2 separate regions of the Mus musculus genome follow, and region 2 is linked to region 1. Evidence: chromatin loops called from intact Hi-C (ENCODE). Cell type or tissue: left cerebral cortex. All regions are shown on one strand. Each heading gives the region's core, and the rest is flanking DNA. Links, peaks and the distances in the headings are about the cores only.

Evidence for each region. Peaks named below come from ENCODE experiments on the same cell type or tissue, not always from the same donor. Only the 100,000 strongest peaks of a DNase experiment are listed, where the experiment ranks them.
Region 2: it touches region 1 in a loop (11-fold over the local background); 4 of 42 quality-filtered maps call a loop at or near these places.

What each region holds. Positions count from the first base shown.
Region 1 is chr4:62,057,885-62,066,232 of GRCm38, forward strand. No RefSeq gene overlaps it. Among named protein-coding and RNA genes, the nearest start is that of Mup20, 7.9 kb to the left of the region's middle. In left cerebral cortex, for the core only: no CTCF peak of the experiment used is centred there; no DNase peak of the experiment used is centred there.
Region 2 is chr4:62,109,444-62,117,791 of GRCm38, forward strand. No RefSeq gene overlaps it. Among named protein-coding and RNA genes, the nearest start is that of Gm12909, 25 kb to the left of the region's middle. In left cerebral cortex, for the core only: no CTCF peak of the experiment used is centred there; a DNase peak (open chromatin) is centred at 3,558.

The DNA.
Region 1 (8,348 bases), core at 290-8,289:
CAAACTTCATAGCATGAAAGTAATCCTTTTGGTATTGATTTTGAAGGGAATGGATTCTTTAAAATTGGGTTTTGCTTTCCAAAAATTTTGGTTATGCTCTAATATTGAAAATAAACTTTAAAATTATAGTTAAAATTGCCAGTGATCCATTGGCTGCACTTTGCACTTTGATTGCAAGGTCATGATTCTTAACTCACCCATATTTTGTAATTAGGATGATTGCAAGAGCAATAAAACTTAAAAACAGCTGTGGCCAGTATGGATTTGCTGCCCCTTTTACACAAGCTTTATTGAATACAGTGGTAGAAGCAAATTTTAACCCCCCACAATTGGAAAAGAGATCTTTGTGAGAATTTATTTGGTATCAAACAGGCTCCTGATTAACATTTTCAAGATTTTGTGGATACATTACTAAAAACAGCTAGCAGAATTTCTGGAGATTCTGAAGCAGGGGTTCCTTTTTTTTTTTTTTTTTTTTCATTTTTCTCACAATTGTTTTATGATAATGCTAGTGAAACTCTTTGTGGATATTCGGCCATATGAAACGAAGATAGACTTATCTGGATACAATGATCCTTGTGCAGAAATTGGACCTTCATACAATCAGTGTTTGCTTATTGTTGCTGCCTCGCAACAATATTACAGTACTTATAAGCAATGTTTTCATAACACTAAGGATATAAAGAATGTTTTAAGTATAAACCATCTTAGGAAAGACTGTCCAAATATTAGAGTCATATGCAGACAGTAGAATTGCCCCTCTGGAATCTTTTTGCTGCAGGAGGGGTAGGCATTGGGCCAGACCACAAGAAAAAGGCTCAGATTAAGAAATATTTACACTTGAGTTAATGCAAAGCTCAGAGCAGCCTTAGTGAGGATTGTGTGGCATTTCTTTAGTTTTGCAAACCCTGCCTAGGGAAGTTGTTGCTGCCTCACCTCTCCTTGCCTTTAGGGAATAATTTTTAAAGCAAAACACCATTATTGCAAGCCTATCCAAGTGTTGTTTAAAATATAGTTTAAACTTAAAATTTATGAGAGGTCAATGAGGTTGTGGAACTTCTAAGTGCATTACAATCTGAATTGCCTATTCCATATAGAATTATTATGGCTTTGGAAGGTTGTGTTTTCCATTGCTTCCTGATAATTGTAAAGGGTTTGCTTCTAGTGAGCTTGTGATAATTGGAAAGTTTTGCCTCTAGGTATGCCTAATAGCCTTACATTATGTAAAATAAAAAAAATTTTTTTTGTCTCTGCTTCAGTACAAGAAGCAAGGATTTTAAATCTTTAGTTCATATTGTTTATTATATGGAGAGTATTTTATTAACTATTCTCTCTAAGGGAAATTTACTATAAACCTTTACTCTTACACAATGAGTCTGAAAAATTTCAGAGTAGTTGTTGCTGAAAAAAAAAAGATTCAAAAGGCAATATCTTTTTCAATATTTGGGGCCTCAGTTATATCCTAGAAAAACTGTGGTAGAGAAAAATTCAAGAAAGAAAACATGATTTGCTTCAAATTATTTTCAAGCTACCAGGAGATGTTAATTGGCTGAGACCTCACCTTAAGCTCTCCACAGGAGGACTTAAGCCTTTTTTGGATGTTATCAAGGGAGATGCAAATTAACTGGTGAGAAACAAAAAGCTTTTCAGAAAATAGAGGAAGCTTCTATAATCAATTGTTATCAATTGTAATCAATGGTAGTCAAATGTTAACTGCTTATTTTAGTTATTGTTACCGAATGAGCTCACAGCAGTTCTTTGGTAAAGGTAGTATTAATGTGAAATAATCTTTCATCATCTCCAAGTAAAGTTTTATCATCCTGTTATGAAGCTGTCATTGTGTTAATAAAAAAATTGTAGGATAGAATCATAAAGAGAGCTTAGAAAAAAATGTATTAAAACCCTGACAAGACGTTATTCCATGTTTCAAACAGCAATGAAATTGTTTTTTGCAGAATATTGATATTTGGCCTATTGCATAGTAAACTTTTGGGTAAATTGATAATCATTATCCAAAGACAAGTTAAAATTTGCTTCTATGCATGCTTTTGTATTTCCTGTAAAATTATCTATGCATCCTATAAAGAATACATTTACTGTATTAATAAACAGCCCCTCTCTGGGAGAGAAGTATATGTGATTGGATCACATGTTTATTCTTTTGGGTTTCCTTCTGCTTCAGCACAGATGACTGAATTGTATGCTGTAGCCAGGGTTTTGAAATGTTGAAGAAAGTGTCAAGTTTTAATTTGTATGCTGATAATCAATATATATATTGGCTTACAGTTGCTTGAAATTGTTTTTGGTTTGTTTTAGATACTGCTAAATCTCAAATTTTCAAACTGTTTATGCACATACAACACAAGATAAGAGAATATACTCTTCCTTTAAAGGACTGTCCTTGGACCTTTAAGAACTCATCCTGAACTGCCCAGACAGGACCCTTTAAGGCCATGGCACAGCAGATCTGTATCCCACGAAGATTATAGGCCTAACCATGTACAATTGGCCATATAATCTCATTTTTTACATCGTCAAAATAATAATGGCTTGAGATAATAGTTTGCTATTTTTAGAGAATGTTCGTGTCAAATTGTTCTTAGCGAACTCAATTTCTATCTGTTCCCCCGAATGGTGTTAAAAATCTCGAGGACTTATACTTAATCAATTATTGCAAACTAATACTCATATTTCTGATCTCAGAAAGATAAAATATGTACATGTGACTATTGACACCTTTTCAGGCTTTCTGTTTACAATTGCTTTAACAAGAGAAGCAACTAAAAATGTAATTAGTTATTGCCTACATTAATTTTTTTATGTTTCGTGTTCCAAATCAGATTGAAACAGAAAATGGAACTGGCTATTACAGTCAAGCATTTGAGATGTTTTGTTGACAATTTAATGTTACCCTTGCTACTGGGACCTTATATAATTATCAAGGAAAAGGCATTATTGAACTTTAAAAAAATATCTTTTTAAAACAAAAAAACAAAAAAGGGGGGATTTTATCCCTGTGTACATTATTTAAATCATGCATTTTATTTTAAAAATTTTTAAATTTGGATGCCAAGGAACTATTTGCTTAGTGTCTATGGTATCCTACAGCTAGGTATACTTATACCTAGGTGAGACAGAAAGATCTACTTATTGGTATATGGCGTGATCCTGATCAGGTATTTAATATGGGAAGAGGGCATGCTTGTGTTTTTCTGCAGGTGCTTCAGGATCATACTTGCTGCCAGAGTGATTGGAGTGACATGCTGACCAAAGGTTAATGCTGACCTGTGTGCATGCTGAGTACCCTGATGATGGTGACAAGAAAGCTGTATTAGGTATATGTTCTTGACCAACCTCTGCTTAAGTATTTTCCAGATTACAAAGGTTTCCTTCCTTCAAGCTTTTAAACATTGTGGGACAGAGAACATAGAGATGGTAGAAACTGACTTAGAAAAATTAATCAAAATGTAGAGTTATAATGACTTTTTTCTTTCCTTTAATGTGAACAGTTATTCTGACTCAATGATGGACTGACTGTGAAAGAACTCAGTGGGGAAACCCCCACTCAGCTCCCGATTCGGCGTGCACCCAAGAATCACGAATAGAACACAACACCTTGATGTAACAACAAGAGGTTTTTTAATGGCGGAGCTCCGGGTCGAAACGTATCTCACATAACAGGAGACAGTGGATTCGACCACGAGGCTTGGAAGCTAGGGGTTTTTATAGAAAAGGAGTGGGGCTGGGGGAGGAATTGGCGCGGTTTCACATGATTGGTCCATTTAAACATCAGCAGCCTGTAACATTTAAGTTAGGTCAGAGGGGTGGGAGCTAGGGAGGCGATGGGCTTGCCCGGGCATGTCCTGGTCTGTTCTGCTATGTTCTCAGCCCCAGGTTTCAAAGCTCAGAAACAACTCTTTGGGCTATTTAACATACATTACATGAATTACAGTTTTATTTCCTTTCATTCCCCTCTTCTTCTGTTTAGACTAATTCTAATCATAGAATTTTAGAGATTGGTGTCCCCTAACTCTTCATCTACCTGAACTATAGGTTGATATTGCCTTTGAAGAACCATGAGTTTTACTGTATCAATTTTACTCTGGATGAAAGCCATTCCTCTATTTATTATACAAGGGCCGAAAACTAAAGCTAAGCATATCATAAGGATTGGTCCGGCTACAGCGGAAATTAAAGAAGTTATCCAAGATGGTCGTGATTCAAACCACGACTCAAACCACCCCCGTTGAGCATCCCGTTCCCGTTTCCTTCGCTCTAATCTTTCTCTCAGTTTCTGCATAGAGTCTCTAACTATTCCTGTATGATCTGCATAGAAGCAGCACTCTTCTTTAAGGGCAGCACACAGTCCTCCTTCCTTTAGGAACAACAAATCAAGACCTCTCCTGTTCTGTAAAACTACCTCAGACAGGGAGGTCAAAGATTTTTCTAAAGCGTCAATGGACTTCTCTATTGCCGCTAGGTCTTCATTGACAGCATCCCTCAAAGACTGAATTCCCTGTCTTCCACTGTATCCTACAACCACACTGCTGGGGGTTCCATTCTTTTGTGTCTGTTAGGCTTGTGCTCTATATATACATATTACATTTGTATGTATATTACATTTGTATGTAAAATTTGAAGCCAGTCGCTGGAGAGTTAGAGCACAAAACATGCACTCATTATGGTCCTTTTGAAAAATAGAAAAATTGAGTCTGGAGAGATAGCTCAGTAATAAGAGCACTTGATGCCCTCACAGACGACCTGAATTCAGTTTCCAGCATACACAGGATAGCTCACAACCATCTATACCTCCAGTTCCAGAAGATCTGACACCTTATTCTGACCTCCTCAGGCATGCGTTATATATGGGATGAACAGACATACATGCAGCCAAAGTATTTACAGAAATAAAATAAATCTAAAAATGTATAAATAGCATATAAATATAAACAACAAATCAGGTGATTAGAGAGATGCATCATCAGTTAAAAGCACAGACTGTTCCTTCCAAGCACTTAAGTTTGGTTTATGGCACCCACATGGTGACTCACAACCATCTGTAAGTCCATCTCCAAAGGATCCATTTTTTAATCTACTTTAAAAGATTATTCTCATCTTTCATTACAAATGTTTCAAGCTAACCTTTCAATGAAAACCCTTGGTTACTGTAGTAGGAGCACGGCCTGCAGCCTACGTGAACCGGGTATTTCTGTAAGGCAGGCTGGGGCTAAAAGAGAGACAAAGACTAAATGGCAAGAAAAGAATAAAACCAAGACAAATTTTTCTCTGATCAAGGCCCGAGAGTTGACTAAGAGACTGTGCTTATAAGGGGGAAGGCCCATCCCCTCTGCCAGTCCATTCTTGGTGCCTGGAGCCAGCCTGTAGGTGACCTACAGGATAGGATGTGTCTCCAGAATGTCTCAAGGATCTCTCAGCTGGTAACAGAGTCTCAGAGAAGAGCAGCAGTAACAATATAGCCATCTAAGTAAGTTGGCTACACCCCAGGTGATCTCATATTCAGTGGCAGCAAAGTGTGAATCAGCCTGCTTCAAGGCTGGGGGGGAGGGGCTACAATTTCCCCCTAATTATATATTAAAAATACCTGGACCGAGACAAAATTTATTTATGCTCCACAGTCCTGCCTGGGAGTTATGGTGGCTGGAAGCCATGGTTGGCTTGGGGACTCTGATTTTCCCCGAGAAATTCTTATCTGTCAAGGAGCATACATGCAGCTTGTTTTTGTTTCTTTTACACAAACATTGCTCTGTGGTATATTATTAACAAACCATGGCCTCTTGGCATGTACCTCTGTCTTAGATTGATATGGCTCTGAAATCTGGTTGCCCGTCATTGACTGACCGGCCCTCATAGCACACCTTATTCCCAAATCAGACCAAAGCCATTATATATACTTAATATGCTTCTTCATATTGGTGGATTTTTACCACCTGTGCTTGCTGGAGGTGAGACTGTACACTTGCTAGAATCAGGCTGTAAAGAGAGACTGTCCTGCTTGAAAAACAAAGTTGAGATAGTTTAAAAGCAACAGGATAAAAGCTTCTTTGGGGAAGTCCAAGTACTTTATTCAGTTGCAAATTAGCAAAGATCAATCTCAGATTCTGACCTCCTGGTGTCCGGGAGGTGACTTTGAGAATTAGTAGAAAAGCTGAAAATTCTCTGAAAGTGGAGGCTGTGCTCCAAAATAACTTTTTCGAGTAAAAAGGATTTTTAGCCATCAACGAGGTTAGAATCATACTTACTAGTGGATCTGTGTCTAATTGATGAAGCAGTCTTTTTTGTTTTTGTTTTTTGTTTTTTTGTTTTTTGGGGTTTTTTGTTGTTTTTTTTTTTGTTGTTTGTTTGTTTACAATGAAACTTCATTGAAAGTAATATAGTACATTTTTTTAATTGGGTATTTATTTCATTTAAATTTCCAATTCTATCCCAAATGTCCCCCACACGATCACCCACCCACTCCCGCAACCACCCATTCCCACTTCTTGGCCCTGTCATACCCCTGTACTGAGTCATATAAAGTTCGCACGACCAATTGGCCTCTCTTTCAACTGATGGACGACTAGGCCATCTTCTTTTTTTTTTTTTTTTTTTAAAGATTTTTTTTTATTATTATTACATGTAAGTACACTGTAGCTATCCTCAGATACTCCAGAAGAGGGAGTCAGATCTCATTACGGATGGTTGTAAGCCACCATGTGGTTGCTGGGATTTGAACTTCGGACTTTCGGAAGAGCAGTCGGGTGCTCTTACCCACTGAACCATCTCACCAGGCCCTAGGCCATCTTCTGATTCATATGCAGCTAGAGACATGAGCTCAGGGGGGCAGGGGGGATACTGGTTAGTACATATTGTTGTTCCACCTATAGGATTGTGGATCCCTTTAGGTCCTTGGGTACTTTCTCGAGCTCCTCCATTGGGGGCCCTGTGATCCATCCAATAGCTGACTGTGAGCATCCACTTCTGTGTTTGCTAGGCCCCGGCATAGTCTCACAAGAGACAGCTATATCTGGGTCCTTTCAGCAAAATCTTGCTAGTGTATGCAATGGTGACAGCATTTGGAAGCTGATTATGGGATAGAGCCCCAGTTATGGCAGTCTCTAGATGGTCCATCCTTTCATATCGGCTCCAAACATTGTCTTTGTAACTCCTTCCATGAGTGTTTTGTTCCCAATTCTAAGAAGGGGCAAAGTGTCCACACATTGGTCTTCGTTCTTCATGAGTTTCATGCGTTTAGCAAATTGTATCTTATACTTGGGTATTCTATGTCCCTGGGCTAATATCCACTTATCAATGAGTGCAAATCAAGTGACTTCTTTGTGATTGGGTTACCTCACTCAGGATGAGGCCCTCCAGGTCCATCAACTTGCCTAGGTATTTCATAAATTCATTCTTTTTAATAGCTGAGTAGTACTCCATTGTGTAAATGTACCACATTTTCTGTATCCATTCCTCTGTTGAGGGGCATCTAGGTTCTTTCCAGCTCCTGGCTATTATAAATAAGGCTGCTATAAAAATAGTGGACCATGTGTCCTTCTTACCTGTTGGAACATCTTCTGGATATATACCCAGGAGAGGTATGGTGGGATCCTCCAGTAGTAATATGTCCAATTTTCTGAGGAACTGCCAGACTGATTTCCAGAGTGGTTGTACAAGCTTGCAATCCCACGAACAATGGAGGAGTGTTCCTCTTTCTCCACATCCACGCCAGCATCTGCTGTCACCTGAATTTTTGACCTTAGCCATTCTGACTGGTGTGAGGTGGAATCTCAGGGTTGTTTTGATTTGCATTTTCCTGATGATTAAGGGTGTTGAACATTTTTTCAGGTGCTTCTCAGCCATTCGGTATTTCTCAGGTGAGAATTCTTTGTTTAGCTCTGAGCCACATTTTTAAATGGGGTTATTTAATTTTCTGGAGTCCACCATCTTGAGTTCTTTATATATATTGGATATTAGTCCCATATCTGATTTAGGATACGTAAAGATCCTTTCCCAATCTGTTGGTGGTCTTTTTGTCTTATTGACAAATGCTGATTATGGGATGGAGCCCCAGATATGGCAGTCTCTAAATGGTCCATCCTTTCATATCGGCTCCAAACATTGTCTTTGTAACTCCTTCCATGGGTGTTTTGTTCCCAATTCTAAGAAGGGGCAAAGTGTCCACACAAATGCTGTCTTTTTTCCACTGGATGGCTTTAGCTCCATAGTCAAAGATCAAGTGAACAAGTGGCTTTTGCCTTGCAGAAGCTTTGCAATTTTATGAGGTCCCATTTGTTGACTCTCGATCTTACAGCACAAGTCAATGCTGTTCTATTCAGAAATTTTTCCCCTGT
Region 2 (8,348 bases), core at 156-8,155, 51 kb after region 1:
ACACAAGAGGGGATCCCCATATCTCCAAGTCTGTTCTCGGGTGTAAGGGGTGGTCGTGATTCCCAGCCAATGCACCAAATGAAAGACCTACAACGTGAGGACTCCCCGACGTTCTGACTCAGGAGAGGCAACACCCCAAATCACTCAGGAGAAATGGTCTTGCTGCAAACTGCAAGAGGACTTTTAATTCAAGAGCACTCTAGGGCCCATGGTCATACACCACGCAGGGGTAGAGGACCATGGTGCCCCGAGTAGCTGGGTAAGGGGGTATTTAAAGGAAGAAACCACAACTCAAGGAAGTGGGGAGGGCGTTGTTGGAAAATACCAAAGATACCAGTTAAGAGTCACAAGGAACTGCAAAGTCACAAGAGTCATAAGGAATACCTGGTAATTTTTCAGGTTATCTCTCAAGACATTTTCTATGAGCCCCTAACAATAGCACATTCTTTGAATGAACACTCTTTGAACTCAGGAAGCGGGTGTGTGGGGGAATGTTGCTATCTGTTTTATGATTAGCATACCTTGGATCATTGAGTCACAGAGGTCACATTCCCAAGCCTGGGCCTAAAGGCCTAGAATTTTGCTTTTATATTTTTTCAGGTGGATATTCCAATTACGACGATAGCTAACAAAATCTTTATCAGCCAGTTTACCTGACTCTTACCATTATTGGTCTGAGAAGTACCAGTTTTTTCTGTTGATTGTCAAAGCAATGTCTTCCACACTAGGAGGCCAGACCCTGGGACTGATCTTTGTTAATTAGCAACTGAGTTGAGTGCCTGAGACATCCCCAAAGACAACTTTAATCCTGTTCATTTTAATTTTGTTAGAGTTATAGTGATTAATATCATGACCAATAGAAACCTGAGGAGGAAAGGGTTTATTTTAGCTTATAATGCAGTATGAGGGGAGCTGGGTGTGTAGGGCAGGGAGGGGAGTAAATATTTGGGAGAACTCAGAGGCAGGAACTAAAGCAGATACCTTAGGGGAATGTTGCTTCCTGTCTGTGCATTGTGAGCCTATTTTCTTACATAACATATTACCCCCTGCCCAGGTTGGTATTTTTATAGGGAATTGGGCCCTCCTGAATCAGTTTTATAGAGGCATTTTCTCACTTAAAGGTGCCTCTTTCCATATAACTCTAGCCTGTGTCAAGAAACAAGAACAAAAATAAAAATAATGACATAGGAAAGTTACTAATGAAATTTTTTAAAAAAAGATAAAACAAAAAAAAAACTTAACCAAACAAAAACCACCTCTACATGAGAAACAATAAAAATAATGCCTCTGGCCAATGCTTTGAAACCTAATGTCTGTATCCCTATGTACAATTGGGTATGAAGGCATTTGATGTACTGTTGACTGATATATACAGATGCTGGATGCATGAGAGTTGCCCTATGATACACACATAAAGATGCTGTTTTGAACCTTTGAGATATAGGCACCTCTGACTACTGTCTTTCTTTTCTTCTACTTCTTCTTCCTTCATTACTCATAATTTTCTGTGTGTCATGTTGCAAAAAGCTTTATATATTAAGCTCAGGACTTTCCCCTTGACACGCATTGAATGGAACCACATATAACTCCATTTTATAGGTGTAAAATGACTGTGCTGGCAGTTGATACAGTTCACCTCAATGGTGGTGATCCTTCTGTGGATGTAAATTCATTTTTATCTGAAGCACGATAAGTGGTTTTAAATTTCAGAATGTAAAAGCACTTTAGCCATAGATGTGAAAACTTTAAAACTGAATGACTGAATGCCCAAAGAAGTGCTTAGGGCTGGAGAAGTGCCTCAGTCATTAATACTATCTCCAGACAATGCTTCCAGAGGACCAGATGAACAGAATTTTCCAGCAGCCATTTCAAGCAGATCACAGCCTCCTCTTAGCCAACTGCCCCTGTCAGGCCTCCACATGCACCTGCACACACACACACACACACACAAAGCAGCTCATACACACACACACACACACACACACAGACACACACACTCAAACACACTAAAACAGACACATAGACACACACACACACACACACACACAGAGAGATACACGGACACACACACAAGCAGCTCAAACCTCTTAGCCCAGTGCCCCTGTCAGGCCTCTGAATTCACCTACACATAAACACACACACACACAGACACACAAACACACACATACACACTCACACACACAGAGTCAGACACACAGGCACATACACACACACTCACACATACTCTCACACACACACACACACACGCACAGACACACACACACAAACACACACAATGATACACAGAGACATGCACACAGACACTAAAATTAATCTTTTAAAAAAAAAACAGCAAAAGAAATGCTAAAAATAGACTTATATTTTTCTGTGAGGATGATATGGCAATCACTGGCTTTATCCCTTGTAAATAATTTGATAAACAGCAATTCAGGATTAATTTCATTGTAAGTTTGACAATTGGTTTTCTGAAGAGATGGCCACTTTGATTTTATTTAGATGCAAACAAAATTTAGTGTTTGAATGTCTGTAGGAAATGGACCTGCGTGAAATGAATATTTTAAAAGGATCAAAAAAACTCCAATATTCATATACACTATAAATCCAGTGTCAGACATTTGTTTATAAATAACAAAATAACTAAATAATCTTTGTAGTGCAGAGAATTACCAATTTGTGTGAAATTCCATATTACTTGGCTTGTTGCTCAGCTTAATTGTGTGCAGCTTAATCCATCCACTAGGCAGTAAAATTTTAATTACATACATAAAAACATGAAGCATGCCTGTCAAATACTAGTGACAAGATAAGGACTGAAATTCTGGAGATAATAGGACAGATTCAGCAACCATGCCATGGCCTCTGTAACTACACATGCGTAGGTCTGTTAAGTTCATCTATACCTGAAAGGGTAAGAATTTAACCACAGTAGACACCTGGACTCAGATGAACCCCAAGATATTGGTGTTGAACACTTACAGTGCAAGGGCAGCAAGGGCACAGTTGTCCCCTACTGGCCAAGCTGTGTGGTGCGCTGTATCCTACAACCACAAAGCTGGGGGTTCCATTCCTTTGTGTCTGTTAGATTTTTGCTCTATGTATACATATTACATTTGTATGTATATTACATTTGTACGTAAAAATTGAAGGCAGTAGCTGGAAAGTTAGAGCACAAAACATGCACTCATTATGGTCCTTTTGAAAAATAGAAAAATTGAGTCTGGAGAGATAACTCAGTAGTAAGAGCACTTGATGCCCTCACAGACGACCGGAATTCAGTTTCCAACATACACAGGATAGCTCACAACCATCTATACCTCCAGTTCCAGAAGATCTGACACCTTATTCTGACCTCCTCAGGCATGAGTCATATATGTGATGAACATACATGCAGCCAAAACATTTACACAAATAAAATAAATCTAAAAACGTATAAATAGCATATAAATATAAATAACAAACAGAGGATTGGAGAGATGCATCATCAGTTAAAAGCACAGGCTGTTCCTTCTGAGGACTTAGGTTTGTTTTATGGCACCCACATGGTGACTCACAACCATGAGTAACTCCATCTCCAAAGGATCCATTTTTAATCTACTTTAAAAGATTAATCTCATTTTCATGACAAATGTTTCAAGCTAACCTTTCAATGAAAACCTTGGTTACTGTAGTAGGAGGCCGGCCCATGGCCTACATGAACCAGGTATTTCTGGAAGGCAGGCTGGGACTGAAAGAGAGAGAGAGAGACTATATGGTGAGCAAAGAATGAAGCCAAGACAAATTTTTCTCTGATCAAAGCCTGTTAGTTTACTAAGAGACTGTGCTTATAAGGGTGAAAGCCCATCTGCTCCACCAGTCCATTCTTGGTGCCTAGAGCCAGGCTGTAGGTGACGTGCAGGATAGTATGTGTCTCTGGAATGTCTCAAGGTTCTCTCAGCAGGTAGCAGAGTTTCAGAGAAGAGCATCGGTAACAATATAGCTATCTAAGTCGCAAGGCTACACCCCAGGTGATCTCATATTCAGTGGCAGCAAAACCTGAATCAGCCTGGTTCAAGGATGGGGGAGACTACAATGTCCCCCCCCCGAATTATATAATAAAAATAGCTGGACCGAGACATAAAATATATTTATGCTCCATAGTCCTGCCTGGGAGTTATGGTGGCTGGCAGCAGCACTTGGCTTGGTGACTCAGATTTTCCCGAGACATTCTTATCTGTCAAGGAGCATACATACAGCTTGTTTGTGTTTATTTTACTCAAACATTGTTCTGTGGTATATTATTAACAAACCACGTCCTCTTGGCATGTACCTTTGTCTTAGATTGATATGGCTCTGAAATCTGGTTGCCTGTCATTGACTGACCGGCCCTCATAGCACACCTTATTCCCAAATCAGACAAAGCCACAATATATACTTAATATGCTTCTTCATATTGATGAATTTCTGCCACCTGTGCTTGCTGGAGGCGAGACTGCATTCTTGCTGGAATCAGGCTGTAAGGAGAGGCTGTCCTGCTTGAAAAATAAACTTGAGATAGTTGAAAAGCAACAAGATAAAAGCTTTGGGGAAGTCCAAGTACTTTATTCAGTTGCAAATTAGCAATGATCAATCTCAGACTCTGACCTCCCCTTGTGGGGGAGGTGACTTTGAGAATTAGCAGAAAAGCTGAAAATGCTCTGAAAGTGGAGGCTGTGCTCCTAATTAAATTTTTCGTCCAAAAAGTATTTTTAGCCATCAATGAGGTTAGAATCATACTTACCAGATGATTCAGGATCTGTGTCCACTTGATGAACCAGTCTTTCAGGCAGCCATCGTGCTCCATCTTCTTTTTGTGAAAAAACACAGACAGAACCTCTTCCCCAGATTAAAACGGGGTCTGGACCATGCCACATATTCGTTAATGGGTCCTGCTATTTAACCATGGCATAAGAACTGAAAGTAACTGGATGCCAGTGGCGGTCTGCTGCAGACTGACCTTTAACATCAGTTTGCAAAAAATTTAAAACGAACAAGACAAAATCAAGATGTGCTTTTGGAGAATTTGGAGGGTATAACTGCCCCTGTTTTGTTTTTAAAAGCCAATTTTTCAGAGTGCAATAAGCACGTTCAACGATTCCATGTCCCATGGGTTATAAGGAATTCCAGTTTTATGTTTGATACCAAATTACTTACAAAATGAAGTAAAATTGTTGCCAGCATAGGATGGCCCATTATCTGTCTTAATGAGTTTAGGCAATCCCATACCATTAAAGGCTTGTAAACAATGATCAATTACATTTCTAGAGGCCTCTCTCGTATGTAGAAAAGAAAAAAGAAATCCTGAACAAGTGTCAATACAAACATGTATATATCTTAATTTTCCAAATTTCGCATAATGAGTTACATTCATTTACCAAATATGATTAGGCATAAGACCTCGTGGATTAACTCCTAAATGTGGCACTGGAGGTAATGTAATACATTTAGAACGTTGTTTTACAATCATTCTTGCCTGTTTTTTAGTGATCTTGTGTCGGAGCCTTAAGGTATGGCTAGAGAGATGAAATTTATCATGATTGCGTCTAGCCAAAGCAACGGGTTCTGAAATTAAGGCCTCTCCTATCAGAGCCCTGTCAATGTAATCATTGCCTAGAGCTAAAGGTCAAGGATGACCAGAATGAGCTCATATATGACCAATATAAAACGGATGTTTTCGAGCAAGAATGATGTTTTGCAATTGTGAAAACAGAGATCCTGCTGGCATATTAAAGTTAAACGTAACACAAGTCTCCAATAAGGGAATCCATTGTGTAACATATAAACTATCAGTAAAAGTATTAAAAGCACCATTTACAGACTGAAAGACATTCAGTACTGCTGTCAATTCTGCTGAGCTGAGAGGCCAGGAGTCTCTATGACTACTTATTGATTATTCATAAGATATCCAACTTGCTCTTTAGAGAAGTCGTCACTAAAAATCAATAGAGCAGTATATAAAGCCTATAAGGAAGTCATTTTAGGAAATATCACCTCATGTACAATTAAAAATTTTATCAACCTATCTTGATGATAATGCTTATCTATAGTTCCTATAAATCCTATTTGAGCAAGCAACCATTCCATACTGTGATGCTTCGGCAAAGTATCTTGGTCTATGCTATAAGGCTGAACAATGATAGCTGGCTCTTTGCCAAAATAAGTTAGTGCCTGTTTCCTTCAAAGTATTGTCATCTGAGGTACTGCTTCATAATATGGCAGGATATTACGTTTAGGTGAAATCCTCAAATGTATCTACATTAGAGGATCCTTTTGCCACAACAATCCTGTAGGCATAGGAATTGTATTAAAAATGAACAGATGTAGAGGCAAAGAATAATCTATATAAGTGACAAATTGTTCTTCAATAGCTCCTTCCACTTGTAAGGCCAGCAATCCTTCTGAGGTTAAAGATCTAGGGGAGGTAGGATCAGAACTCCCTTTAAGAATATCAAATAAAGGTTTCAATTCCCCTGTAGTAAGCTTTAAATAGGGGCAAAGCCAATTAATATCACCTAACAATTTTTGAAAATCATTTAAATTTTTTAAGTTGTCCCTGCGAATAACTATCTTCTGAGGGAAAACAGCTTGATTTGTAAGTCTAAAACCCAAATAATTATAAGTATCCTGAGTTTGTATCTTCTCGGGAGCTATTTGTAGTCCTTTATCAGCTAAGGTCTTTTGTAAATCTCTATAACACAAAAGCAAATCCTGGGGGCCTTTTCTCGCCATCAGGACATTATCTGGCCGGGCGGTGGTTGCCCACACCTTTAATCCCAGCATTTGGGAGGCAGAGACAGGGAGATTTCTGAGCTCGAGGCCAGCCTGGTCTACAAAGTGAGTTCCAGGACAGTCAGGGCTATACAGAGAATCTCTGTCTGGAAAAAACAAAAACAAAAACAAACAAACCAAAAAAACAAGACATCATCTGTGTAATAGATAATGTAAATTATAGGCCATTGTTGTCTCACAGGATGACTAGCTTTTGCCACAAACTTTTGACATAAGGTAGGACTATTAGCCATGCCCTGTGGGAGAACTGTCCATTGATATCTCTTCATAAATTCTTTAAAATTTATAGAAGGAATACTAAAAGCATATCTTTCACAATCCTCAGGATGTAAAAGAATAGTAAAGAAACAATCCTTCAGATCTACCACAATTTTATAATATCCTTTAGGGATGGCTACCGTAGACCAAAGCCCAGGTTGTAAAGTTCCCATAGATTGCATGGTCGCATTAACCTTTCTTAGATCTTGTAACAATATCCATTTACCAGATTTTTTCTTGAAAACAAAAATTGGAGTATGCCAAGGAGACTGAGATTGTACTAAATGTCCTGCCTCTAATTGCTCCTGCACTAGCGAAGAGGCGGCTTCTATTTTCTCTTTAAGTAAAGACCACTGATCAACCCACACCAGAATATCATTGAGCCATTGAATTTTATCTGAATGGGATGCAGGCAAGATAGTGGCCATTACTGAAAATACTCTAAACCTCTTGTGTTAGAGTGATGTTTAGGACCTTTAAAAGTCTTAATACCTCATCCTTTCTTTCCTAGCCCATGACCAGGCAAAAATTCTTGTTTGAGCATCTATCTGCTTAGTCACTGCCTCATTAGGACTGCACATTATAACACCCATCTGTGACAAGAGATCTCTTCCCCATAGGGTAACAGGCAAATATGGCATAACATATGGCTGAATTTGTCCTGATTTGCCTTCCTCATCTCTCCAGGGTAGCAATTTGGAGCTTCGTTTTGGGTTATTGGCATAACCAATTCCTTGAAGGTGAGCAAGTGCATCAGATAAAGGCCAAGCTGAAGGCCAATCTTGTCCTCTAGTAATTGTTATATCAGTTCCAGTATCTATTAATCCTCCAAAGTTTTTTCCTTCAAATGTCAATTTAAAATTAGGTCTCTAATTAGTAATAGATTGAACCCAATGCACACCAGAGGAGTCAAAGCCACCTTGTCCTCTCTTATTCTTAACATATCTGGATGGTAGCAGATGTAAATGAGCTCAGACAAGTTAAGGAATTCCCTGGTAGGTAGGTACAGTTATAACACCATGAGGGGGAGCAGCCATGATTTTAATTTCTCCCTCATAGTCATTATCTATAACACCTGGATAAATCTGCAGACCTTTTACAATAGAATCACTTCATCCTAAAAGAAATCCACAAGTTTCTGGAGGTAGAGGTCCAAAAACTCCTGTAGGCAGTTTGAATTCCCATTTCTGGGGTTAATACTGTATGGGTGTTGGAACAGAGGTCCAATCCTGCACTTCCTGGGGTTCCCCTGACAAGTTCAAAAACGGATTTCTTGGCTGGGCAAC